Linked DNA regions of Mus musculus: all the other regions are linked to region 1. The links are chromatin loops, found by intact Hi-C in ENCODE. Cell type or tissue: left cerebral cortex. All regions are shown on one strand.

The links. Hi-C counts contacts between places; a loop is a spot of excess contacts. Peaks named below come from ENCODE experiments on the same cell type or tissue, not always from the same donor. Only the 100,000 strongest peaks of a DNase experiment are listed, where the experiment ranks them.
Region 2: it touches region 1 in a loop (5-fold over the local background); 2 of 42 quality-filtered maps call a loop at or near these places.
Region 3: it touches region 1 in a loop (10-fold over the local background); 3 of 42 quality-filtered maps call a loop at or near these places.
Region 4: it touches region 1 in a loop (9-fold over the local background); 4 of 42 quality-filtered maps call a loop at or near these places.
Region 5: a loop joins it to region 1, with 4 times the contacts of the local background. A loop is called at or near these places in 2 of 42 quality-filtered maps.
Region 6: it touches region 1 in a loop (5-fold over the local background); 2 of 42 quality-filtered maps call a loop at or near these places.
Region 7: it touches region 1 in a loop (2.9-fold over the local background); 2 of 42 quality-filtered maps call a loop at or near these places.

The regions. Positions count from the first base shown.
Region 1 is chr2:97,705,918-97,709,917 of GRCm38, forward strand. No RefSeq gene overlaps it. Among named protein-coding and RNA genes, the nearest start is that of Gm22313, 470 kb to the left of the region's middle. In left cerebral cortex, a CTCF peak has its summit at 1,868 (motif pointing left); DNase peaks (open chromatin) are centred at 927, 1,518 and 2,027; H3K27ac peaks cover 1,187 bases.
Region 2 is chr2:97,766,623-97,770,622 of GRCm38, forward strand. No RefSeq gene overlaps it. Among named protein-coding and RNA genes, the nearest start is that of Gm22313, 530 kb to the left of the region's middle. In left cerebral cortex, no CTCF peak of the experiment used is centred here; a DNase peak (open chromatin) is centred at 2,423; H3K27ac peaks cover 428 bases.
Region 3 is chr2:98,121,593-98,125,592 of GRCm38, forward strand. No RefSeq gene overlaps it. Among named protein-coding and RNA genes, the nearest start is that of Gm33780, 590 kb to the right of the region's middle. In left cerebral cortex, no CTCF peak of the experiment used is centred here; DNase peaks (open chromatin) are centred at 2,055 and 3,208; H3K27ac peaks cover 1,179 bases.
Region 4 is chr2:97,464,487-97,468,486 of GRCm38, forward strand. It overlaps Lrrc4c (leucine rich repeat containing 4C), which reads left to right. Exons shown (of 9, transcript NM_001363047.1): 6 at 3,654-3,934. Among named protein-coding and RNA genes, the nearest start is that of Gm22313, 230 kb to the left of the region's middle. In left cerebral cortex, a CTCF peak has its summit at 1,830 (motif pointing right); DNase peaks (open chromatin) are centred at 1,460, 1,894, 2,753, 2,895 and 1 more place; H3K4me3 peaks cover 2,549 bases; H3K27ac peaks cover 2,534 bases.
Region 5 is chr2:97,847,491-97,851,490 of GRCm38, forward strand. No RefSeq gene overlaps it. Among named protein-coding and RNA genes, the nearest start is that of Gm22313, 610 kb to the left of the region's middle. In left cerebral cortex, no CTCF peak of the experiment used is centred here; DNase peaks (open chromatin) are centred at 1,942 and 2,669; H3K27ac peaks cover 622 bases.
Region 6 is chr2:97,638,560-97,642,559 of GRCm38, forward strand. No RefSeq gene overlaps it. Among named protein-coding and RNA genes, the nearest start is that of Gm22313, 400 kb to the left of the region's middle. In left cerebral cortex, no CTCF peak of the experiment used is centred here; a DNase peak (open chromatin) is centred at 1,593; H3K27ac peaks cover 268 bases.
Region 7 is chr2:97,855,438-97,859,437 of GRCm38, forward strand. No RefSeq gene overlaps it. Among named protein-coding and RNA genes, the nearest start is that of Gm22313, 620 kb to the left of the region's middle. In left cerebral cortex, no CTCF peak of the experiment used is centred here; no DNase peak of the experiment used is centred here.

The sequences.
Region 1 (4,000 bases):
TGCAAAAATAGTTGACCTGTGAGAAATATACCTAGAGGACACGAACACTATTCTTTTCTTTCTTTCTTTTTTTTTCCCAATGACTGTGGCATAAGGTTTCCCAACCCTTTCAACACCCCTGGCTATAGAACCAAGATTATAAAGGTTATAAATTAAAGTGATGAAGGTTTCACCTTGGAAAAAAAAGCTTATACACCAATACTTTTTGGTGCTAAAAGAATATATGCAATTGATCATATTCCAGCAATTACATAAGTAGATATCAGTTTGAATTGAAAACAATAGAACTTCAGAAATGTAAACATTTCTGTGTTTCACTCAAGTCTTTTTGGTGGGGTTAAAATTTTAGAACTTATAACCTGTTCTCAGTCTAAAAATAGAATAAATGTTTCTTTTCTTTTCTTTTCTTTTCTTTTCTTTTCTTTTCTTTTCTTTTCTTTTTTTGTCTCAATTCTAGGCATCTCAATTACAAGAATCTTCTCCATAGATGATTCCTTAAATCGCAGAGTTGAGTATTATGGTCTGTATCCCATCACACAATTTACAACTGAGGTAGCACCAGTGACGTTGAAGGGTAGAGTAAAGCATGTCAGGAGTCTGTTTCATCTCACTGTCCCCCGAAACCTGAAACAGTTTCTTCTCCTAAGATCCTCTCTAGAAATATTGAGTACAAAAGTTGCAGACTCATTTCATTTACTAGCAAGGTTTGTAGTGAATAGAAAATTAAGATTTTGAATTCTGCCTACATTCATTATGCCCAACAACTATTATAAAATTACTAGGCTCCTGAACAAATTATGTGTGGTTACAATACTGGCTGAATCAAATGTCTTTGTGTGACAAATATGGAAGCCATGGTACATACACTAAGCATAATGACTCAGACTTTAAATGAAATATTTAGCACCTTCTGTGCACACACGACATTGTTTTCAGGGCTGGCTGGAAAGGGAGCTTGAGGAATATCAGACGAAGCTGGAGAGCATCTGCCGACGACATGGAGAGTCATGCAAGCTATTTGAGAATATAATTTATTGTTTATCCGCAGGGAAGGAGTCAAGTCAGAATTGGATGGATCTGTGAAGTCTTGTGCAGGTAGTCAACTGGGGCAATATATAGACAGACATTCCAAAAATTGTGAGGGTCTTTGCAGGGCAACTATTTTTATCATAGACTTCAAGACATTTACCAGAACAATATAGACTTCTTTTTCTCACTTAGTTCATTTAATCAAGATTATATCTTTTCAGTTTACTTACATATATATTTTCTTTTCTGTAATGTGAGTAAAGCATTGGCAGGCAAGAAATTTAGGGAGACACTTACAATGTTGTTTTTAATCTTTCCCTTTCATATACTTATAAATAGCATGGTAAACTGTGAACCCTTTTTCCTTTAGAAATGCTGATATCCCAAGGGCTTAATCAGTTTCAAAGCTTTTGCAGGGAGCTGCATTACTTGAGTTTCTTTGAAATGAATACAGTTATTAAAATAGCAATGATTGTAGCTACTTGGTGGATTGGCTCTAAAATTGGTACAGCCTGGGAGTTTGTTTCTAAAATTCACATGTATATAAATGTGTCCAAGAAATGATGTCAATATACTGCAGTTTGTATTGAGGAAAGCTGCCCAGTTCATTGAGTCTTCATGTTGCCTTGGCTTGGCTTAATCATCTTCACACACACACACACACACACACACACACACCACTTAACAAACAAAACAAAACAAAAATCAATGGCATACTTTTGTGGATATCTTACTCAAAATAATCAAATTATCATCCCTTCTAATTATTCAGGGAAGACAGTTTTAAGATGAGATAAGTTGCTGATGATTTTAATACTGCCCCCTTCAGACAAAAATTTGAGTTCTTTTGAGTAGAGATTGTTAACTTGCACTGCAACTGTTTTTCTTCCACAGAAAGCCAAGGAATGGTGTCTTAAGAATAGTTTTATTATTTCCAACACTTCCTACACACTGGGACAAAAATACGATTAGAAGAGTTCCAAATTCTAGTCTCATCCTTCCCCATTTGGCTAGAGCGACAGAAGCAAAAACAGGCATGTGAAAGTGCCTCACAGCCTTTTTTGGTGGATAAGCCTTTCTCGGGCATGCTTGGTGACAGTGGCCTTTGTCTTGAGCTCTCACATCCACAGCTCCCTGCCTGTCCTTGGCACATAGGACAGTGTCTTTGCTTTGTACTGTCTTAATCCATTTGTTGTGCTGAGCTTAGTTGTAAATTTTTCTTCTTTCCACATTTCAGTCTGTGTTTTCACTTCTGGTCTCTACTTTATTGCTTCCCAAAGGCTGATTTTCTATTTTCTCAAATTTTCACTGAGCTGTGGTTGTATTCTCATTTCTTTCATTTTCTCCTAATTTGATTTACTCTATTCCATATTTTTGTTCCAATCAAAATCATATTGGAGACTATTATTTCTTAGCTAGCATATTATAAAACAATAATGTATCTCTTGTAGGTATGTGGCAATGTACACTAAACTTCCAATTCACTATCCACATTCAGTGGACATTTATTAATACAACAAATATGCCATCATAAGCAGATGCTTAATTGTGTGAGATAAATTAATGTATATGCACCATGTACTCAGAACAGCTATCATTTTGTGATAATGCCTGCTCTCCATATGTGTATTCTCCTGGCTAATGAAAAAAAGCTAATTTTGAATGACAATATACTTTGAGTACTTGAAATAAGTATTTGTCTTAGTTAGGGTTTCGTTGCTGTGAAAAGACACCTTTTGCAAGGCAACTCTTATAAAGGACAATATTTAATTGGTACTATAAAGTGGACACTTCTAGTTCTTTGGAAAGTTAATTATGTTAAATGATGTTTTGCTGGGCACATAGGTGAAAGCCTGTCTTGCTAAAGCAAACACATGAAAGACTGTTTTTGTGAAGTAGTCACAGGTGAAAGGAGGTTTTGATATAGTAGACAAATGAAAGGACACCTGATGACGATATAAAATTATGACCCCACAGACAGTGGCAGAGGAGGAATGAGCTTTGGTTTGGTTTACTGGACCTCATTATTCTTCACTAAAGGCATGCATACATTGGTTTGTCTGACATATCATTGTTGAACTCAATTTGTGGTAATGCCACCATTGAGAGAAACTCACCCAAGCACTGCTCATGAGATTCCTGCTGCAGCATGCCTCTTCCACAGCCTCATGTCAGCCATTTGGTGTGCCTGGTAGTATCTTCAGTATTGAACTACAGCTGCCTGATGTCTATTTGCCTAGAGGAATCGTCTACATCTGCTAATTCATAGTTGGTGTTTGCTACAGGGTTAAACTGCTGCCAAAGAAGAGCAACCTCACCCTAAAAAATCTATTGCTGAACAGGTCGACTTCCCGCATATCCTAATAACTTTTCCCTTCCACTACCTCTGTCTGGTAGTTGGCAAGAGGAGATATTGAACCCTTATTAAAAGTAGGTTGAGAATGATTTATGCCTACAGGGCTGACTTACAGTTTCACAGGTCTGGTAGATTATCATCATGGTAAGAAGCATGACAGTCTTCAGACAGACATATTTCCAGAGGAGCTGAGAGTTCTACTTCTTTCTCTGAAGAAAGCCAGAAAAAGCCTTTCTTCTGCACAGGGCAGAGCTGGAGCACAAGGCAATCTCAAAGTCCACATACACAGCAACACATTTCCTCCAGCAATGCCAAACCCATTCTAACAGGGCCACACCTCTTAACAATGCTACTTCCCATGGGCCAGGTACATAAAAATTACCTGGTCCCCATAAACTTGTCTATGGGGTAATACCTAGCCACAGCATAATGCAAAATACATTTTGTCCAACTTTAAAAGTCCCCGTAGTCAAAAAAAAAACAAAAAAAAAAAAAAGTCCCCGTAGTCTATCACAGTCTCAGAGATGTTCATAGTTTCAAAGTTTAAGGTCTTTGTTGAGATTTATGTAATCTATTAACTGTAATTCCCTATAAAATTAAAATAAAAAAGCAGGT
Region 2 (4,000 bases), 61 kb after region 1:
GGGCCAAAAAGGGGGAGTGGGTGGGCAGGGGAGTGGGGGTGGGTGGATATGGGGGACTTTTGGTATAGCATTGGAAATGTAAATGAGTTAAATACCTAATAAAAAATGGAAAAAAAAATAGATATTAGAATTCATTCTAATACTGGATCTGTCAACTTATTCCTCTGTGTACTGTAACTGAGCTCTTTGCATGTAAAAAGTGAAATATAAAGTACAAAGTACACACTAGGTAATGCAGGTTGCAGAAATCAATTTCCACTTAAGTGTTTAGCAAGTACCAATCAGAAAGTCTATTATAAGCTTGGTTCCCAGGATCCTTGCTACCTTAAGTGATATTTAGTTTGTTTTGAATCATAATTCTTTTCATTATTTTTTTTTTAACCTGGATTTTTGTTTTTGATGGTAGTGAATCTTTACTCCCTTAGGTAAACTGAAATTGGAACCCTTCCCTACTGCCTTGTCAGAATTAATAAAGGAATTTGAATTTTATCCAAATTTAGAATCATGTTATTTGATGTTCAATAAGTGTAGTGCTTATTCCTGGTTGTCAACTTGACTATATTTGGAATGAACTACAATCCAGAATTGGAAGGCTCACCAGTGACCCTTATCTGGAGGCTTGGAGATCCTTATCTGGATCTTGGTATGGAAATCTTGAGCCATAGTGGCTATGGATTCCAGAAGATTAAATCTCCTAGTTTAAGGAACACACCTTTAATCTGGGCTACACCTTTTCATCTGGGATTAAGGGTGTGGTGGAACACACCTTTAATCTGGGCTACACCTTCTGCTGGAGACAATATAAGGACATTGGAAGAAGGGAGTCTAGCTCTTGCTCCTTCGCCTGCTTGCTGTGTGAGACTGAGTAACTGCTAGATCCTTGGACTTCCATTCACAGCTGCGACTGAACCATTGTTGGGAATTGGGCTGCTGACTGTAAGTCATCAATAAATTCCTTTACTATCTAGAAACTATCCATAAGTTCTGTGATTCTAGAGAACCCTGACTAATACAATAAGTAAAGGCCTCTTTTCTGCATTTGGTGACAACTCTGTGATTTTTTTTTTCATAATTCGGCACATTTTACAAACAAGATAATGACAAACTTTTGTTTTTTTTTTTTTGTTTGTTTTTGTTTTTTTGTTTTTTTTTTTTCCAAATAACCACCTTGGAAGATCAGGAATTTTTGTTCTTTAAAATATGCAAAATAATATCTCTCCATTTTCCCCCAGGTTCTAGAAATTACCTAGCTCTCTTGGCTGATGGCCAATATTCTCTATTCAAGAAAAAAGAAAAAAAATTAAGTTCCCACATCCACACATAGGAATCATTCCCTCTGTGTATTTAGATAAAGCCTTTATAGTTAACCTATAGTAATCTCCCCATATCAAAATCTTGCAAATAATCATATCTCTATTAGATGTTGTGTTATATAAGAACTATTTCACAGTTTCTGGGAATACAGGATTGGATATTTTGGAATAAGAACATTATTCTGCTATAGTAATTGTGTGTTTGTGTGTGTGTGTGAAATATATCTGCAATGACAGTGGAACATCATTACTTCAACTTGTTACATGTCAGTCAGATTCTCAAGTCAATGCCCTTCCACCTTTCCATATATTCAACAGTTTAGTTAGGCTGCTCATAGACTGGTAAATTTGCTCCGTCTCTAAATTCAAGGACAAACCAAGTGAATTTATGTGTTGTCATTACAACTACTGAGCATAAGTATAATCAATGAACTTGCGATTGTTTTCTAGAATTATGATATATTTATGTGTCTCAGAATACATGGGATATAGGAATTCACATAAAGAGGAATATCATCTTTTCTATTCTGAAGGAAAAATTTCAACAATACCAATTTTTAAGCTAAACTTTGATAGTGAGAGGTATTATACTTTTCCATTTATTTTGAATAATTCCATGTATTTTTAACTGTTTAGTAATTCACTCCTAAACTTTTCCTTTTCTCCTCTATCTTTTCTAATTGTTTCCTTCTTCTAAATGTGGTTCCCATCCTACTTTCATGTATTCTTCCTCTTATGTGCCCTACTGAGCTTAATTAGAGCTATCTGCTCGAGCATGGATGAGGTTGTTGTGTTTTAGTGTTTGATGCTCCAACACTTTTCCAATGTCTATTCTATCTAAAACCAGACTCTGGTTTTTTACTTTCTAATTTATGGCCCTTTGGACATGGGTATGATATATAATGCAATAGATCTCTACAGCATCAGTGATGTGGATATGATGTCCTATAATAGAGAATGAAATCTCTGTAGCAAGCATGACAGAAAACGTAAGTATGTAATCTATTTTAGTTATCTTCTAGACATCATTCATCAACCACTTTCTTGTGGCAGCTTTACTGCCTTTTCCGTCTTTCCTGAAGGTTGTAAGCAGTATGGTGGCAAGATATCTTTAGACGATCCATTTTCATTGTCATCACCATATGGGATTTGTCATCCAAGAGTGGGCTGGAAAGTATGAAAAGGAAAAAAAATAAATTATTCTTTTTCATTTAATCTGCCAAGATCCTGATAAAATGTGTCTTTTTCTTACTACTTTAATTTGCTTGGCTTGTTTTAAACACACAGTAAACTTGAATATGTGAAGTTATAGCAAGATAACTAATGGTATGAAAAAAAGAAAGTGTAGCAATAAGATTACTTTCTCCTTCTATTATTATTGGGTTTGCTCAAGCCAGAGATTTATAATAAGCAAGATAGAGGAACAAAAATATTCTTTGAATTGAACTGCAGTGAGATCTTCAAATTAATTTCTTTTCGATATGAGGAAAATGAACCTTTTAAGTGTGTTAGTGTTATATAAATGATTTTCAAGAATGAAAAGGAAAAAAACCTTTTCACCTGCAACCTTATTCATGCTAAATAGTTTAAATGAATGCAAATTATCATTGTTGATATTCAAGAACTATCTATAGAGAATATGCAAATGAAATAATTGTGAAGAAAACGTAGATCATAAAACTATCATTTGAATGAGTAACTTGTCTTAGTTTATCTTCCTAACCTTAACTGATATTTGAATTAAACAATAACTCCATTGTGAGGACACATCCTGCTATGTATAGGATATCCATAAAGTGTTTGCTCTTTTCTAGATAAATATAAGTAGAAACCATTCTCCTCCAGTGATGACCATTAAAAATTCACTCAGACATAAAATGTCCTTTGGTGGATAAAATAGCACACAATGGATTGCCATTGTTTTAGGACTTGATGGTTTTCTGAAGCATTTCCCTATATTTTGTCTAATTCTAAGGTCATATGAATCATTAAAGGAGTTAAAATCAGTTACAAATGAAGAATATTAATCACAGGAACAGTACACTATTCAAATGAAAACTATTTAGTAGTATAATAATGGCTGTGACACTATCATTTTTAATCTTCAAAATATTTTTGTTTTTTCCTGCTAGAGTTTAATTTTTCTTGTATACTAGGATCAATATTATATATCACAAAACCTCAGAATGCGTTCAAGAAGTGTGTAATTCCAAAGGTCTATATTAGAGCTCAATGTTGGTTCCCTACCAAGCTCTTTGGAGATGCTGCTCTTGCTGTCCTGATATAATAATTGCAAAAGGAATCAGAAGAATATTTGATCATCATTTGAAATTTGCATAATCCATGAAAAACAATAAAACCTTTCATGAATCCAGATAAATTCCAGAATTGCCATATTCTTTTGAGACTCCTGACAAAGAGAAAATAATGTTGTGATAAAAGCTGTTGACAATGAGTCTAGAAGATAAAAGATGCAAATCAGATATTCAAATACTCCATTAAAGTAATTGTTTGTAATATCTTTTATAAAAGTGGTCTATATTCTACTATCACTGAGGTATTTTAATGTATTTAAATTAGGATGAAGGGGAGCAGAGACCCAGTGCTTAATCTGATACCTCACAGCACATATACCAGTTGTATCTAGACACCCTCACCCCAGATATTCTGACACATTCAGCTTCACA
Region 3 (4,000 bases), 420 kb after region 1:
TTTTGAGTGAAGTCAAAGGGTTGTACAGGTTAAGTACATGATAAATTACTCTACTGAGTCATTTTCCTAGTTCAGAACTTGACATTTAAAATACACTTCTATTTGATGACCAATGGCCACAAAATTCCAAAAGATTAATATTATTCATTTTTGGCTCATTAATGGAGAGAGTTCACTTAATCTCACGTATGAATGAATAAATTTCACTCAAAAATATTACCAAAAGTCTATTAAATATTACCCAAAGTGATTATATATAAATGCTAATCCATCAATTTTATTTGTGTATAACTAGTATGATTTCAATTTTTCTATCCAAGTAATTATTTGTTCTCCTCCCCACGCTAGTATAGCTTTCACATGAAATATATTTTACAACTGAGGTCCATAATACTGAATGCAATAGTCACTTTAAAAATCTATTTGAAATTGAGATACTGGGGAGGCAACGTAAAAGCAATGTCTGAGTAATACAAATTCTCTAACACAATAAACTTATCTGAGATGGTTTTGTCTAAATTAAGAGGAAGATTTTTAATTATTATTGATTCTTTTATGGCAACTGAAAATGTGCATATATATGTGTACAGAACATAATGTGATTAAGGCTTATGTATATTTTTTCATTGTTTTAACTATAGACAACTTGAAGGCTTTTAGATTAACAATTTTTAAATTTAAGTGTTGATTTTAATAATATAAACTATACAATTTGTTTTACCATAGTCTCAACTGCTAGTATAATGAAATTTTATATGTTTTTGTTTGGGTTGCTTTCTTTAGTGGCTTATGACCTTGAGTATTTTAAATAAAAATGAATGGTACAGTAATAAAATAATAAGCAAATATCTATTGAGTGATTACAAATTAGATATCTGTTAGGCTATGGAAAATAATAGACTTTCATCCATATAGTTCATGAAGTTTTACATCAAACTACAGAGGCATCCCAACATACCTAAATCAACTACAGAGGAATAAATCCAAGGAGAATGTTCATTCTTTGTATAAATTCTTCCCTGCCTTCATTTATCACACTCATTAACTCAATGCTGCCTCTATCAAAAAGCATAGATGGTCCCTCTAGGAGTTGGATGCTGCATTTTTCTGTTTCACAGAATAAAAATGGACAGAGAATACAGGAACAAACACTGAAACAATATAATGGAGAAATAAAGCAGTTTGAAGTGGGTATTGAGGAAATTTTATGAGGAGTTAGCATTTAATCTGAAACACTGAGATTGTTAATTTGACTAGATAGATGGGAAAGACAATAACATTTAACGATTTTTAGAAATATTAAAATCACAATCAAAATGGATATTAGCAATTTTAATAAAATACATAATAATTAAATATGAAATGTATGATGTTAAGATAATTGGATGCTTATTAAGATACTTTTAATATGAATTTTATATTTGCTGACACTAGCCATAGAATAAATTCCAAATGATCTGAAGAGAGCAAATGTATAAACCACATCTACTCACTTGTATTACATTTATTAAGTAAGTATATCAGAAAAAAGCCATATCACATTTTTTAAACATGACATACATACAAATCAAAATTTAAAAAAATATATAGGTTACTGTGTAAAGGATACATAAAAACATTTTAGAATGTCAAAGTATGGCTATGTATATGAAGTTAAATCATGATAAATGAAAATTACATAAAATAGCTCAGAATCACAGACTTTTTCAAGTGGAACATTAGATAGGTACAGAAACCTTTGAAAAGAACTAATTTTTATGTGATCTCAAGTTGCCAAGTAGTACAAAATCCTTATAAAACAAGTAACATGCATTTTAATAAACAAGAGTGCCTTTGAAACAAATTCAAAGATATTTTGTAACCAAAATAGTTTCTCCTTTGCACATATGTTTCTGGGTTTGTTAAGAAATATTACAATGTGAAGAAGAGACATTCTCCCTGTGCCAAGAAGATGGCAGCTGCTGTGATACTTAAGTAGGAGTTAAATTTACATTTTGGAACTAGGTTCTTAAATTATAAAGTAGATTCTAAGCATGCCTCAGAGCCCTCTTCTTTTATTGCAGTATCTTTACATAGAAGGCATCGTGATTCTGATGGCAGAGATTAGCTTGAGTAGGTGGCACTGAGTTAATTCACATACCCGTTGCCCTGGGATACCTAAATTTAAGCTGCCTATTCTTTCTCAGGGCAAGAAATAAAAATAAAGTGTGCCATTTTATTGATGTTGTGCATTTCAAAACCTAATCTTTGTCTGTTCCTTCCATTTATTCACATCTTTCTCTATAAAAGAGATTTCATACTGCTAACTTTGAGGGAACATCAAGAAAGTAAGAGAGTTGGTCAAACACAGCTTTGGAGTTAAGACACTGAGTATATTCTTGAATAGGATGAATTTTCATTCATTCAGTTCAAATCATTCAGAGGCATAACATTCAAAACTCACCCGCAGCATACCAACAGATTTGGATACTCCTCACTAAGACCATGAGAATTGGCATTGCATTTGTATATGAGTAACAGGCTTCTTAAACCATGTTTACAGACTGGCTTTCCAATGACAATCTCCAAAGGAGAAAAGACATATTTCAGTACTGTGTCTTGTAATGTGTTGTAGTCTGTTGTAGCCAAATGTACAAGTTGATATTTCCAAAGAAAAATGTTCACAGATAAAAAGAGACCATTTTTCTTTCCACCCTAATTTCTACCTCAGATATTTTCTTGGCTTAAAATATTGTTAATTAGTATTTCTTGAGTGAATTCATGTTTATACACAAAGGTCATCACAAATTCAGAAGTATTTATTAGACAGAGTCTCTCCCCACACCTTGATTTATTTTCACTAGCAAATACAAAAGGAGGTTATTAATTGTATTTTACTATCCACTAATTTGATTAAGTTAAGGAGTTAAAGCTGTAACTTCCAATATCATGTTAGATTTAAGTCAACATGCACTTTGCACTCCAAGTATCTTCTAAAACACAACTACCCAAAGGAAATTTTCTTGTGCTCTCTGACAGCTGGTGATTAAGTAAATGGAAAACAGAGAAAACATCATCTGAAGCTGCCTGGCCTTTTGTGTAGAGCTGTTGTCAGTACTGTTAACCATTTTGCACTTGTACGATCAGCAATAGCAGTAATGCTGAATAAAGTAGTTACAAATGACAGCTGTGTATGTAAAACAGAGCTCTGAGTGTCTCTTCTTGTGCAGTCCTCTTAAGGCTTCTCCCAGGGCTTGCTGTCTCCATGGTAACAGCATCACTGTGATGCTGCTAAAGTGTGTTTTGAAAGCTGCCTCTACCTGAGAAGGTAGCACATGACAGAACTGTCTGCATTGTTCCTTATCTCAGATTAATTTTCTAATAAAAGTACATCTCATTAATTAACAATTAAAATATGTATTATTTTTCCTTCTCCATCTTCAGGAATTCTTCAGAATGTTTCGAAGTATATTATAATATCTTTACTATACCAAAATATGCAAAATCAATATATGTATAATTTTAATGGATAAATAAGTAGATTCATTTACTCAAAACATGTGAATTATTGTTTCTAACAGCAGAAAGTATACACTATGACAACCTGGTGTTTTAAAGCACAAAGTGAGAATTTTCTGCTTTTTTTTTTTTTTTTTTTTTTTTTTTTTTTTTTGCTTGATGAGAATATAATCATTACAAAGTTGTGTCTGTATAGGCTGTTTATTTGCCTAGGAACAGAATGATACCACAAGGACTTCTTTTAGCTCTAAACTTTTCTACAATACAGAAAAGATATCCTGAGACCATTATTCCATTTACACCAGTAATGATCAATGTTTTGGTCTTTTTGATTACTCTGTTTTTCATGTTGTTCTTTAATGTTCTGTCAAGATCACACAGAACACAAAATTAGGCAATAGCAAAATTGTAAATGTAAGTTTGTATTATTTCATGGAAAGACAGAATTCTAAATTATGTGGTATAGATTTTAAACATTTAAGTTATGCAGTGGTTTAAATTT
Region 4 (4,000 bases), 240 kb before region 1:
GAGGCTGCAAAACATCATACAGAAGCGTGATTAATAATTGACTATGAATGCAAATATGAATATCAGATGACCAGTTCAGTGTCGTGTAGAGCAAATAGGCAACTTTGGTACTGTAGATAGGCAATGAGACACTAAGCAGAACTAGGACATCTTCCTTGATTCTCTACTTAGCATCATTCCTTCCTTTTATGTCACTCAAGAGAATACTTAACTCTGAAGGGTGATAAAGGTGTCTAGTAACAGCTGGTATACCTCGGTTTGAATTACCATACTGTTGATCTTCCCTATGCTGTCTATTTCCCTAAAAAGAATTCCTAATACCTTTCAATTTACTTTTAAAAATGGGGGGGGGGCAACTTCTCTGAACCCATCCAGAGCATCTAGGGAAAGAATTTTCCAATGTTTCCCCAGTGAGTAAATGATGCTTGACCAACACAAACTGACGTTATAACCAGTGGCTTACTAGTGTTTGTGAATCAGGCCATGTAACATCTTTTTAAATATAAAAGCATTAACTCCTTCACAAATTCACATTGTACATGTGTAACAACTACATCAATGCTCTCACAAACCTATTGAGAAACCATAAGCAAATGAAGCTGAATCTGCGACGAGGGTATTTTCCCTTGCAGGTGATGACATCTGAAATCCATATTACCGCTTCTCCTTCGCCTTCAAAGAAATGTATAGATATACATTTTTGAACTCCAAAGAACTAAATATATAGGGGTTTGCATATAATATAAAAGGGAAAAGAACATTTGTCATGAACTTGGATAGGCCTTTGATATCCCTGTAGTAACACAAAAGCTCTTATCTTATTTCCCAGCCATAATTTTTTTTAAACATTTGCACACTCTGTTTGAGCCAAGAGTGGTATCTGATATTTGGAATGTTATAAAACAAAACCACAAACACACACACACACACACACACACACACACACACACACACACACACACACAAATCAGATGACCAAATACACCATAAAAAAAGGCCCTAGGAGAAATGAAACAAAAATATTTATTTACCTTCACTTTCAACAGGCACAGTCGCTAATATTTATAATCATCACTTTAAATTTCATTTGACCTCATATCTCAAATATGCTTGGGAGACTTAAAAATGACTGACTGTAGCTAATGGAAAGAGTTTTGTGATAATTATATACCAGAGAAAAATGTCAAAATATGTAACTATTTTATCATTGTTCTATGGTCCCCGCTTCTTAGGAAAGGCAGTAGAGGTGAAATTTGCCAAGTGCTCTTCTAACACGGGGTGATGGAAAAGCCCACATTCAGGAGCGAGGGATGCTGGAATTGAGTTGTCAAGCTGTCCCGAATGTCTTGTACAAACTGAACAGGCCAATTTACTGCAACACTGCCTAGACTGAAGGCTCCTATCTAGCCTTTACACTTGTTTCCTCCTGGAGAGATTACCCTGCTCCCCCAAGCTTTCCCTCCCTGGCAGCTCCTGACCTACCCTGGATTCCTCCTGAAAAACCAATTCTCCAAAGGAGAGCAGTCTTAATCCCTACCTTGGGACCAGCGTGCTGGACTTCCCAGAGAGGCTCCTACCATCAATCTGAAAGGAAAAGCTTAGTGTTTGTTGATAATTTTTAAATCAAGTGGTGAATTGATTTCAATATATTCTCTTTTGTACCTTAAAACTCTCAGCTTTCGGGATGAAAACCAGCAAGCTTTAAAAAAAATAAAAAATAAAAATAAAATTGACAACTCCCACACAGCCTGAATTGCTTTTTCTGATTACAAGCCTCGGACGCTGAGGGGCTGCTTTAAAACGGCGTTTTTCCGACTCTCCCCTCCAGGTGGCAGCAGTGCTACACCTCAGTGGTTCCAATCCCTTTTTCCCTGACTTCAAGTGTTAATGCAATTGACCAATCACTGCTAAGATGATGGGAGGTAATTGGGTAATTGTATTTTACTGATCTCTAGCGGAGAAAGGGAAAGGGAAAGGGGCAAGAAAGAGGGCCAGAGGAGGGGAAGGGACTGCAGTCCTGGAACGCTTTGGGGAGTCAGGACCCTAAGTAACAGGACCTGGCATTGGTGGAAAGTCTAGACTGGCAGACGCTGCCAACCGCTCAGTGAGCGCTTTCATTTATCTGGGAAGAGAGAAGAGAGAGGAGAGGGAGAGAGTTCACCGCGAAGTGGATGGAAGGGGAGCCGGGACTATGGCACTGAGACCGGCGCAGAGCAGCTGCGCGCCCGAGGACGAATCTCCTCCAGGAGGACCAGCGGGCGTCGGGAACGGCTGCGCACAGAGGAATCAACTTGTGGCTCCAGACCGTCCCCAACGCAGCTGGAAATGAGATCAAAGCTGCAGTTTCATTCCAGAAGGATGAGAGGAGCCAGTGATTAGAGAATTTTTTTTAACCCTCTTCATTCCTGTTTCGTTACCCCCCCCCCTTTTTTCTTTAAATATATTTTTTGAATATTTTTTTTTCCTTTTTAAAATTACCTAACACCACGTCAGCCCCTTCACTTTGTTTTCCCTGCTTGAAATAAAAGCCTAGCCTGAACTTCCACAACCTTGGGGACTCGAGATCTACTGCTGGATGATGGAGAAGGGGACACCAGTGCTGGCAGGGGCCGCTGGCGAGGGACCGCATCGAGCGTCTCTCCGGTGATCCCTGCCCTGATCGCCCAGTTCAGCTATACCTGGAGGACCTGTACCCAGTGCTGGGAGTGGGGGAGGGGACCCAGTGAAAGCCACCCAGAGCCTTAAAAAAAAAAAAAAAAAGTAGCTGACCGGGGGCGGAACGGGTTTGTTCTTGACAGCTGACGGAGCCTTGAAATTTTCCTCCTCTACCTCCGCCCCCTCCCCCGCCCCTGCCCCCCGCACTCCATTTAACGTGAGATTATGAAATCGCAGAGGCGGTGGAGGGAAGGCGACGGGATCTAACAGGGAGTTTGGAGGGGCGAGGGGGGAAGGTGGCTGGGTGGCTGAAATCAAAAATCCAATTGCGCACTGGGTTGTGATGAGAAATCTAATCAGATCTTTGACGAAGGGGCCGGCCGGAAGGGTAGCCGGTGGGGGCAGTTGATCCCTAAATTCTCCGAAGGGAAAGCTGGGGAAAGGAATCGAGGATGTAAAGACAAGACTTTTTTGTTCTTCTTTCTTTCTTTCTTTTCTTTTCTTTCTTTTTTTCCTTTTCTTTTTCTTTTTTTTTTTCTTTCCTTTTTTTTAACCCCCGGAGGAGGTGGCTTTTGGGTGCCTTGCTAAAATGAAGGATACGGGACGCAGCTCTCTCTTGGAGCAGAACGCAGAGGATAAGGTGATGGTGCCAGAGAGAAGAAAGAATGAAGCTTTTTCTTGTGAGACCTGGATCGTAACATAAATGTGTATATGGCCACACGGAGAGCATTGGGGGGAAAAATGAAATAAGCTGATGTCAGACCTGCGGGGTTTGGTGTATTCTGACATAAATAATCATAAAATAGCTGTCCCCCTCCCCCAAGGATGTTTGGAAATGAAGAACTGAGGATCCACAAAGAAAAAGTGTGCTCATTTTTCTCTGTAAAAGAGAAAGTACGCCAAGGAGATATTTTTGGAATGAAAAGTTTGGGGCTTTTTTTAGAAAAGTAAAGACCTGATATATATATATTTTTTTTTCTTTTGGAATTTCCCACAAGAGGAGAGGAAATTAATAATACATCTGCAAAGAAATCCCACTGAAGAAAAGTTGACCGTGGAAGAAGGAAGCATTGATTGGGAAAGAAATCAGCAGAGGACCCTTGGATCAGTGCCCGTGTTGACTAAAATTGAAGGATAATTGCAGTTGGATTTTTTTTTCTTCACCAACCTCCTTTTTTGTGTGTTTTCTTTCTCGTTTTCTTTTGGTGTCAAGACCGTGCATTCTTTCTTGTTCTTAACCACCTGGATTTCCCTCGGGATGTAGCTGTGCTGAAATACAGTGAGTGATCCTAATTTTCTTATTTATCAGGGCAGAAATTGTTCATTAATTTAGTGTTCTGGTTCT
Region 5 (4,000 bases), 140 kb after region 1:
GGGGGTAGAAAGATGATTAATATGCTACCTTTTTATCTGTACCATCTAAACATCATTTTAATCTAATTTTTCTCCACATAAATTTGAGATGGAACCATTATCTTTTTCTGTCTCCACGTTTCCTGTTTTATTCCAGAACAGCTAAGGGGTATGATGATTCTCCCAAGTGAGTTTCCCTTTCTTATGATAGTTCTTTACACACATGCATAATGAAAAATCATTAAATATTATCTAGACAATGTAGAGATCTCCAAAGGACTCATGTTGGAATGTAGTCATGTCAACAATCTACATATTTTAACGTATCATTTTTATTATTCTACGGTGATTTCTATTCTTGAGTTTAAATGTAACTACATCTAGAAATAATTAAAATCCAAGTAACTGAGCACATCTATGAGAGGATTTTGCTTAATTATAATATTTGCAGTGAAAATACCCACTATTCTTGTAGATTTTATGACATGAGAAGATCCAATTCCAATCTGGAACATAACTTATTCAGGCAATTTATAGAAAGGACATAGAAGAAGAATTAGCTTCCTCCACTCTTGCTGCTCTTGCTCTCACTAGCAAATCCATCCCATCACTGGGATTGGAGGCTACTTTTTTGTGATTACAATGTGCAATGAAGACTAGCTGGGATATCTAGTTTTACTGACTTAATAACTATTGGATTCTTGAACCCCCCCATTGATAGACATTCAATATTGGACTAGTTGGACCTCAGTAAGCAATTTTAATAAACCATGTGTGTGTGCGTGTGTGTATGTGTGTGTGTATGTGTGTGCGTGTGTGCATCTATCTATCTATCTATCTATCTATCTATCTATCTATCTATCTATCTATCTATAAATAGATAGATACATATGGAGAGAGATAAAGATATGACATTTTAACAGTTCTATTCCTCTAGAGGACCATTACTAATACACACTTATAAACACATACATATAAAATTTCATAACCTAGGATTCATTTTACAGTGGATGATTCTTACAGTGTCATTCTCCACAAGGTACCTTTCATATCAGAGTTATTTAGAAATAGGAAAAACTGAGTAAATCATGTTCATAGGTCACACAGAATTTCAAGTATAATCAGTTGACTTTGATTTACTCAGCCATTGATAGATCTTTTGAGGAAGGAATGTGGGATGTTTTCATGTTTTCAATTTGTCTGTCAAGAGAGTCTGTATTAAAAGTCACAGTATGTGCTACTGGCTGGAGATGGTAAAAGGCTGTTATAATGACCTGTTAAGTAATTTCCCTTCAACATTCTTCTTAGAACAAAGAACACTCAGTGAGGAAAAACCTGGATTCCCGCTCTCCAAGTTGAAAGTAGTTGAGACAAATAAGATGTTAACTATGTTGCATATTCTGGGAAATCCATTGTATGTTAGGATATGAGTTCTATATGGCACAGATTCTGAAAATGAGTTCAGCTAAAAAAAAATCTATGTGGTGATAAAAAAGGCACCATGTTTGTTTGTTTGTTTGTTTGTTTTAAGGCAGCCTTTATTCTTTCCTGGAAATTAGTAAAATTCTGAGAGATCAATACTGATATATAATTATGGTAATATTTAATGAAATATATTCAAATATAAGACATAGAAATTCCTTTATATCATAAACAAAATAAAATAGTAGAATCATAGAAATAAGTCATTAGAAATCGTATACTGTTTTGCACATTAACATATATAAAGATAAAGATAAATATGAGTTTCAGACTTGCACCAGAAGAAATGAATGACAGTGTTTTCTTGTCTATAACTTTGGATTCATATTGAGTATCTCATTTTTTCTCTTGCCTATATATTGAAGAGTGGTGTTACAGTAGTCTTACTTTACAAGGGAAATAGTTTCATGAACAGAAGGTTCAAGACATGTGCCAAGATGGTAAGAAATTTCAGGATCCTATTTTATACTTTCTCTTCTTGATAACTTGCCTTCCTGCCATGTGCCATGAATCCTTATGATTCAAATGAGCTTCCTTTAAAATAGGGAAAGCAAAAATATTCCTCATTGCAGAAAGCCTCCTTACTTTCTCCCACCATCATCCCTCAGGATGGGGATGGCTGGGGATGGTCACGGGAAGAGGTTCTTCTACAAAGTGTGTTTTATGCATTATATAGTCTTTGGGCTTCTCACAAATATTAGAAGCTCTAACGGAGATTTTATTTTCAAGTACTCAAATTTGAGTCAATTTTTTGACAGTAATACAGACCTATAAAGCTAACTGTGGGGTACTTACTTAACAATAATTTAGATTTATGCAGGCAAGTTAAAAAACACTCAAGGGAATGAACTATTTTTTCCTAGAATCCATTGGTGTCATTTTGATAATAAAACATGCATAATGTTGAAAATTCTGGTTCCAGAAAAAGTCAATACTGAAGTATCTGCTAAAATGGAAATATAGAAGCTATGTCTGAAAGTGGGGCTTACAGTTTAAAATGGACTACCCATTAACAACACATGACTGCTGAAAAATAATATCTTTGCTGGAGACCTTGAATCGTTCAGCAGATTTCTTTAATAGCAGTCTTCTGTCTCATCCAAGACTGATATAGTGGGTTTGACAGGAGAAAAAAAATCCTCACTGTGTCAAGGAGCTAAGGAAGGCTCACTATGACAATTCCTATCAAGCAAGGAACTTGTGTTGACACAGAGCTGTATTAAGAATTTTCTGTTTTGCTCTCTCCCTCTCTTTTTTTTTTCATATCAAAAATACCTTTTAAAATATTCAGCTTCAAGTTGCATTTCTCTTCCCAATGAACCTCACCCTCCTGCTGCAAGTTTCAGAAAAAAAGATTTTAGCAGATTTCATCATTAATGTGATTATGCATATGCACCATAGTGCTGCTTCCAATTGTGAGAAAGGGATAGCTAGCCTCTACACCTATCTATTACCTCCTCAGGATATTTCAGTGACTAGTGGAGAATTTTTCCAAGTCATCTACATACGAGGATGAAAGTCTCTTAGGAAAATTTAATTCATACAGCATGTTTAGCATGGGTATAATTACAGAACAAAACCACAGATCTAAACATACACATAGAGAAAAATGTGGTTGTCTTCGTTTTGGATTCAATAATACAGATGATGCCACACCATTTTGGTAGTCTTCTTCTTGGCTTTAATAATACAGATGATGCCACACCATCCTTGTCTTTTATTGTAAAATGGAGGAAGAGCTTAATTTAAAATTCACAGAAAGTAATTGTTAGTAGTATCTTTCCAATGAGGAGGACTAAGACTTCTATTTTCTCTCAGACCACAGTTTTAATATCATTCTGAAAGGTGAGTATGGAGCACATGTTGTCAAAGGATTCAGACAACACCACAGGTTTTACTAAAATGTGACAATTTTAATCAACTCATCATGATTCCATGAACTATTAAAATTATTACAGGAATGCTTCATAAAAATTTAATTTTTGATACAAATAATTACTGTAAGACAGTAATTGTGCAGTAGGATATTTGATATTTCTGCTACTGAATTCATTTGTTTTTCAGTGTACAATACATTTTCCTACTTAGGGTATAATTCTTCATACATTGATTATAATTCTCTCAGTGTGTATCCAGATGCTAACTGAGGAGTCCTCATATATGGGAAAAAATTATATCATCATTGCTTTACTGGGGAACAGATAGGTGAGTAACAGCTAAGCTGAGTACAGAAACAAAAACCATAAATGTTATTAGTTATCAAGTTATTGGATACATGTTTTTAAATGAAGAGGTAACCCTTCCTAAATATTGGAGACAATTCAGAAGCAGCTTTTATTAGATAATTATAGAAGGAATCTGAAACAAAAAATTCTATCTTCAGTGATTTGACTAAGGAGATCATATTTGCAACATTCTCTACACCTGCACTTATGTGCTGCAGAATTTACTATGCTCTACATAGAATCCTTATGTCTGTTTTGATGTTATCAGCATTGATAATTAACTATATGTACACTGCTTATCTGTTAAACTTGAT
Region 6 (4,000 bases), 67 kb before region 1:
AGAGTGCTTGCCAAGCATTTACCAACACAAAACTGGGTGTGGTACCTACTGCCCATAAACCCAGCAATTCGAGTTAGAGACAGGAGGAACAGAAATGCCATGTCATACTTGGGTACATAGGGCAACCTACATTGTATGCGACTCTGCATCAAGATTTAAAACCCAAAATGCTTTGTATTTTATAGAAAAGGAAGTCTTTTCATTTGCACTTTCATCCCTTCAAACTTGAAAACGTGAGAGCCAAGTCAATTTAATTGTTAAAATGTTCCTCAATACCACATTTGCTCGTATGGCACATAGTGATGGGTTAAAGTCAGAAACACAGAAACAAAGACAGGTTGGTCCAATAGTACATACCTCTAGCACAAGCTATTCACATACTGAAGTATGAGCATTATGTGATCAAGGTCATCCTTCACGTTTTAATGAGAGTGTATGCTTTAAAATATAGAATAAATACTATATAACCTGCTTATGTACATATTATGTATATGTCAATATATTTTAAAACAAATAAGTATAATGAAAGAAACCTTAGAAAAGACAGAGAAGTTGGTATTAAAAATACAAAGAAAGAGTTTTTTGCTAATGGAACAAATTGATGTATATATACATATATATTCATGTATATTCATGTACAATAAATATGATTGGTATAGGTAATTCCATAGCAGGCAATATTTGAGGTCTTGATGCACTCATCAAAGTAAGTCATGTAACCAATTGAGATTAATTCACCTGGTTTTAGCATTCACTGAAAACCTTGTTCCCAGAAATTCTTCATTCCAGATCAAATTCCTTTCTAAGAACCTTCCATTCTGATAATGGTCACCTTAATGCCCTAATCCATATTAGTATGGCTGTCTCATTGATTACGGTGATGCAATATAATATTAACTAATAGTAATCAATGGGTTCCACACTCACTACGTTTGTTAAAGACTGAATTTATATGTACATCTCTCTGTCTGTCTGTCTGTCTGTCTGTGTATCTCTCTCTCTCTCTCCCTCCCTCCCTCCCTGCCTCCCTCCTTCCCTCTGTGTGTGTGTGTGTGTGTGTGTGTGTGTACATATATGTAGATATACTTCTTTGTGTGTAAAAGGAAGACCAGAAGTGTGTCTGGTCCTTTGAAGTTGGAATTGGGCTGTCTGAGTCCAACATGTGGCATGGAAACTTACCTTAGTCTTCTTCAAGAACTACAAATGCTCTTAACTATTATCTTACTGCTTCATTCTCAAATACTCATTTGTTTCTTGAGCTAGGTCATGGCAAGTCCAAAGGATAGAAATATTAAATTTTTAGGTTGTTTTTTTAGACAACATACTATAGTTTGTCAGATGGAGAGTAAATACTTCTTGACCTCTAGGAAGAGGTAAATTCTAGGTTTACCAGCAATCATGTTATTACAGCCACATGCATCACCTCTGGTTTTACAAAACTCTTTGATATAGGCATGGTTTCTTCTTGTTTAGAGAAAGAGAATTAAAAGTGCTCTTCCCATAGACCAGAATTAGAAAAAAAAAAAAAAATCAAGGGCGAGATGAAAGTAAAAAGTAGAGCTTCCAGATGGCTACTGCATGCCTTGATTTAGAAATGGCATATATTATTCAGAACAGAAAATTGTGAGCACTTCTCTGAGAATATTTCATCTCTTGGGTTCTATGAGATCATGTTCCTTTGGGAAATAAGCCTCTCCGTAGAGATACATTTCTTGGTAATTGATGTTGGTTTCACTCTTATTTGTTCAAGTTCACTGCTGAAGTTGGTAAAGCCAAAACCTTTGAAGATCTGGGTTGGTTACCCCCTGTTTGAAACTTTTTTTTTAAATTAAATTTCATTCAGTTTAACAGAAGTTCAGATGGAAGACATTATGGTATGACTACCATTCAGAGATGAAAATAAATCAATCAATACTATTTTTGAAAAAAAATCTTCAGTTTTAGGCACTTTATTTTTAGAGCTACATTGTGATTCACTTTTATATTCCAATCAAATGTCATTGATGGATATCTCTGAATCACACATTCACTAAAAAGATCATATTTTTGTGCCTTTTCTTAAAAACTTCCTCATAACTCCATAGTTCTGTAACATTTTAATATAAACTTTACATAAAGTCAATAACATTTTCAGTTTATTTTTCTCAGAATAAAATATACTACCAAAGCTGTTTAAAGTATTTAAAATATCACCCTTTACATTGTAAAATATATACTTGACTTGCCTGAAACATGCATATGATATATGCTATAATCCAAAGACATAACTTTCAAAAGTCATGGATTCAAACAAGCAACATTGAATACAAAATATTTAACTAACCCAAAACTATTTTTGATAAATCAAAGCCTCTATATTTTATTAGTTGTTATTTTTCATATTAGTAAACGTTTTGCCAACTAATTTAAATTAAAACTATTATAGTAAAATAACTGATGACTTAACAGACTACTATAAACTACCACTGAATTACAAATAAGTACAAGAGTAACAAAATTAAGAACAGACCACTAGTTACAGACTTTGTAATATTGAACCAGTAGCCAATTTTAAATATTCACACCAAAGTCATATCATTTCAGTTAAAGGATAATGAGTCTTCCATTTCTGATGCACTCACTGAATGTTCTATGCCAAATGAAATAATATAGTTCAAAATAAAATCAATAACTTTACAGTCTTTGTATACAAGGCTTTTGAGCAAGGAACATTGTTGAAAGAATGCAAAAAGAGTTGTAAGCTAAGAAGGGCTGTTAAATGCCATCGTCTAGAAAATACACAGCTACCGCAATAATGAACTTTCTGGAACTGTGAATGAATGCACTGAGAACACAGGATGTAAGAAGGGTTCTCAGGACACTGACTACTTCATAGGCATAGAATCATAAAAAGGAATGGGGTTGCTAATGTCTTTAATTTTGTACTAGTGGTTATACCACCAGAAATAAATGATTCTTGTAATCCAGTGCTTATTGAGATGACTGGTAACATCAAACAGATCACACAAGTGACCAAAAATCATGAAACTTGGAAAATGGCAAGAAACGAGTGAATTGGTATTTAAATCATAAGGAGGTGGGGAGAGAAATATGAATTTATTATATAAATAAATGCAACTGTCAAACTTAGTTAAAATTAGTAAGTTAAAAGAGTTTGAAAATCAGACACAAGTACATTGTGAAATGCTTGATCAAAGAATTCAATAAAGAACACAGACAGACAATTAGGTTCTGAGCTTTAGTCCCATGGAAAATATGAGCAGAGAGATTCCAGCTTCTTATATTTACTAAACAATAGAAATACTGAACTGGAAGAAAAGTAAGATGTTAATAGTTGCTGAGTGATGAATGCTCCCCAAAAGAATTAATAGAAGTTGACTACTTCCCTAGATTACTGGTGAATGGAGTTTGAATAATGATGGGAAATCACATTAGAGGTGTCAACATAGAAACTTTTTTTTAATTGGCAGTATTAACTTTAGAGCTTGAAATATAAAACTTGGAAAGGAACTTGATAATTTGGGGAAGTATCCAGTTTGCAATACAAGAATTCAGTGGGGAAGAGATAACTGTAAGAAATAAGTACATTTCTTAGATGTGAAGAGAAAGGGGGAAATTATCGATTTTAAATGTACTGAAGGCAGTTGAACTTTTATGGGAAGCATTAAACTTTGACCTGAATATTTTATTTTTAATAAATATTATTATTTATTTTTTAAACTCAGAGTTTTATGAAGTTATAACTGTAAAGGATTACAGGCTAAAAGAAGTCAAATGACATAGTTAATCATGTAATCATGGATATGATACACAATGATGTGAAATTGCAAAGTAAGTAGTTGAGAATGCAATATAAGGGGCTTTGTTCTAGGTTGAGCTTTATTTCACCAAAATTAGTGAGATTAATATTAATTGTTACTAATAGTCCCATAAAGAATATGAAAAGTCTTCTATGACACTTTCAGATGTGTCTTGAATGAACATCTCACTTTAGATAGGA
Region 7 (4,000 bases), 150 kb after region 1:
TCCTAAGTATTTTTTATTGCAGGTCTTTTGCATATATATATATATATATATATATATATATATAGAGAGAGAGAGAGAGAGATCCTGAGGACCTGGGAGGTTGATGGAGGGGAATCAGTGATCAAAACTATTAAAATTTGTGTGTGTGTGTGTGTGAATGAGATTTTTGTGTGTAAGTGCATGTGTCTCTACATCTCATGAGTTTTTTATGGTTTTTCTTGACTATATTTGTTTGCTAGTTTTTTTTTCTTGATCTTATTTGTTTTTTAGGTGCTTGTTTCTTTTCTAATGAAATAAAACAAGAAAGATGTGGATTTGAGTGGGTATGGAGATCCTGAGGACCTGGGAGGTTGATGGAGAGGAATCAGTGATCAAAACTATTAAAATTAAAATTTTCTTGACCTTACTATATGGCAGTTACATCAAAATACTACTACATATTGTTAATGGTATTTATTTTTATTATTTAAAGTGTGTGTTTGTGTTTGACAGTCTCTCTCTCTCTCTCTCTCTCTCTCTCTCTCTCTCTCTCTCTCTCTCTCTCTCTCTCTCTCTCTGTGTGTGTGTGTGTGTGTGTGTGTGTGTGTGTGTGTACATGAGTATTCACTCATTTAGCTCCATTACAGGTGGTAGTAAGATGCCTAATTTTGCTTCGAATGGAAATATGGGCATTTGGAAGAATAAAAAGAATTTGTAAGCATGATTTCATCTCTTTAACTTCCACAACTGGATGTTTTAAGCATTAAACATTTTTAATAATTTCATATGATTTTCTTTATTTTAATTGTATATATTATATTTTGTGTACATAATTATGTTACACATAATATAGAATATTATATAAAATACTAATTTATTTAATTATATTTACATTTTAATTATAATGATATAGATTTATACCTTTTAATGAATTTAAAAGTGTAAGTGAAGGGCCAAGGCTTTTCCCATTCAGTTTGTGGTAAAATCTGTTTCCTGATTGTGATATAAGTCTCCTCTGCCTATGTTTCTTAATGGTCTTGCTCTAGTACCTGCAAGACTGTGTTTGTGAAAAGTGAAAGGGGCAAGACTAGAAGAAGTCTTGTATTTTAAGTATGAAGTACAAAGGTTTAAAGAAAATTTTAAAAGAAGATATATGTAAATCTATTTATTGAGTAAGAACAACAATTTCAAGTTATTTTTTAAAGGCTGAGGCCGTCCACTATTTAATAACTCAATAGACAGTTATTCAGTTTAACACAATATTGTACCTGGGCTTCTTTAAATGCCAGATGAATCTTTTTGTTGTTTGTTGTTCTTGTTGTTGTTGTTAACTCAAGTTTTAACTCTTCAATGCTGCTTTTTCATAGTTTGGCACATCTTTTCTTTTTGCTTTTCTTTTCTTTTTCAATTTTTTATTGATTATTTTATTCATTTACATTTCAAATGTTGTCCTCCTTCCTGGTTTCCCCTTTTCAACCCCCCTATCCTATTTCTCTCCATTCTGCTTCTATGAGAGAGCTCACCACCCAATCACCCACTCCAACCTCAGTTTTCTAGCATTCCCCTATGCTGAGCCATCAAGCTTTTACAGTGCCAAGGGCCTTTTCTCCCAATGATGACAGATAAGGCAATTGTCTGTTACATATGCATCTTGAGCCATGGATCTCTTCATGCGTACTCTTTGTTTGCTGGTTTAGTAGCTGGGAGTGCTGGGGAGTCTTGTTGGTTGGTATTGTTTTTCTTCCTGTGGGTTTGCAAACCCCTTCAGTTCTTCTCCTAACTCTTCCATTAGAGTCCCCTCCCTCAGTCTGAGGGTTGGCTGAAAGCATTTGCATCTGTTTTGTTAGGTTCCATCTCAGGACACAACTATATGAGGTTCCTGCCAGCAAATATTTCTTGATATCAGCAAAAGTGTCTGGGTTTGGTGGATGAATATTGGATGGGTCCCTAAGTTGGTCAATCTCTAGATGGCCTTTGCTTCAGTCTCTGCCCCACTCTTTGTCCCCATATTTCCTTTAAACAGCAATGATTCTGAGTTAATATTTTTTAGATGGATGGGTGGCTCCATTCCTCAACAAGGGACCATTTGGTACATCTTTTCAATCTTGGCCCTCAATTTGAAAATAAATAAATAAAAGAACAGCACTCATTACAAATCATTCATCATTTTCAGATTCATTGACTAAAACTTGTAAACATTTTGAACATCTGAAATTACTTAATAAATTAGGTTCTTCGGGGAAATAAGTATTCATTAATAAAATATTGTAAACCAGTACTTGCCATAGCTATAGAACTTTACTGCTGACCTGTACATCAATATAGGGTTGTATAGCAGCAAGACTCCCAAACATGAATGAAGGAGATATAAACATTGTTTTCTGAAATGCACTGTCTCTTATAATGACTTCCAGTGGCATATTAACTCCAATTTTTATTTTTGAGATTTACCAATGAATTCTACATCTCAGCCAAGGCTTGTTACAGAGAATAAAAATCATTTTCTGAGCAAATGAGCTCTTTAAACAACACCTTTCTCAGTTCTTTACTATATTTAAAATGAACATGCACAGCCTTTGAAGCTATTTTGACAGAGAAATCCCCTTTAAATAAATTACAACATTCACACAGAAGAATATCAATTGCTAAATTTGTGTCTTAGTCCCTATTCTATTGCCAGGAAGAGACTCCATGACTATGGAAACTTTTATAAAGGAAAGCATTTAGTTGTGGATGGCTTACTGGTTCAGATATTTAGTCTATTATCATCATGGTAGGGAGCATGGCAGCCTACAGGCAGACATGATGCTGAAGAAATAGCTGGGAGTTCAAAACTTGGATTTTCAGGAAGCAGGAGGAAGAGACACTGGATCTGACTGGATTCTTAAACCGTAAAGTTCATATCCAGGGACACACTTCTTTTAACAAAACCACACACACTCAGACATTTTCATACCTCCTAAACATTCACAACTAGTGCCATTTCCTAATGAATAAGTATTCCAAGATATGATCCTATAGGGGCCATGTTTATGCAAATCATCACAAGTGGTATCCACATGCCTATTTTCAGAGGACTACTCTGTGATTCTTGGTAAATTTTCCATCCTTTGACATTTTTAATGAAAAATTAGAAAAAAAATAAATGTTGCATAGAGGCTGAAACCATAGATTGTTAAAATGTTGAGAATATTCAAATGTAAAGCTCTTTCTGAGATTTTAATATTTCCTCACAAATACTACATAAATCATTAATTTTATTTAATTACAGTATTTAAGAGGTTTTAATGCAAGTGAATTGAAAATAATAGTATATGAGAATCATAGGAAAGAGAGGCCTCTTGGTCTTGCAAACTTTATATGCCCCAGGACAGGGGAATACCAGGGCCAAGAAGTGGGAGTGGGTGGACAGGGGAGCAGGGCAGGGGGAGGGTATAGGGGACTTTTGGGATAGCATTAGAAATGTAAATGAAAAAAATATATAATAAAAATCTTTAAAAGAGAATATCTTAAATAACACTAGTACGTATGTTATTTATTATAACAAAATCATACACTGCTATTTTCCCTTTTATTTATATTATTTATTTATTTATTTATTTATTTATTTATTTATTTATTTACATCCCAACCACTGCTCACCATTTCTTGCCCCTCCTTTACCCAGTCCCTCACCAACCCCCTTCTGCTAATTAATCTCCACTCAATCTTCCCAACTGCAGCAGCCCACACTCCTTCCCCCTCACCCCAATGTTTGGAGTTCCTGAAAAAAAGACACACACATGCATCATTATATTTTAATATTTCTTAAACAGCTCAGTGGCTGGACCACTGCAAAACACTTCCCCTCTGATATTCCTGAGTTATTACTTATAACAATCTATACTCCATCTTTGCTGCCCTAGACCCAATTTCCACCCACTACCACTTCCTTGGCTCTTACATGATCACTATGCTTTCTCTCCTGAACCTCTCAGGTCTGGTCTTACTCCTTTCTAGGCATGGTGGTTTGGTCTCCTTT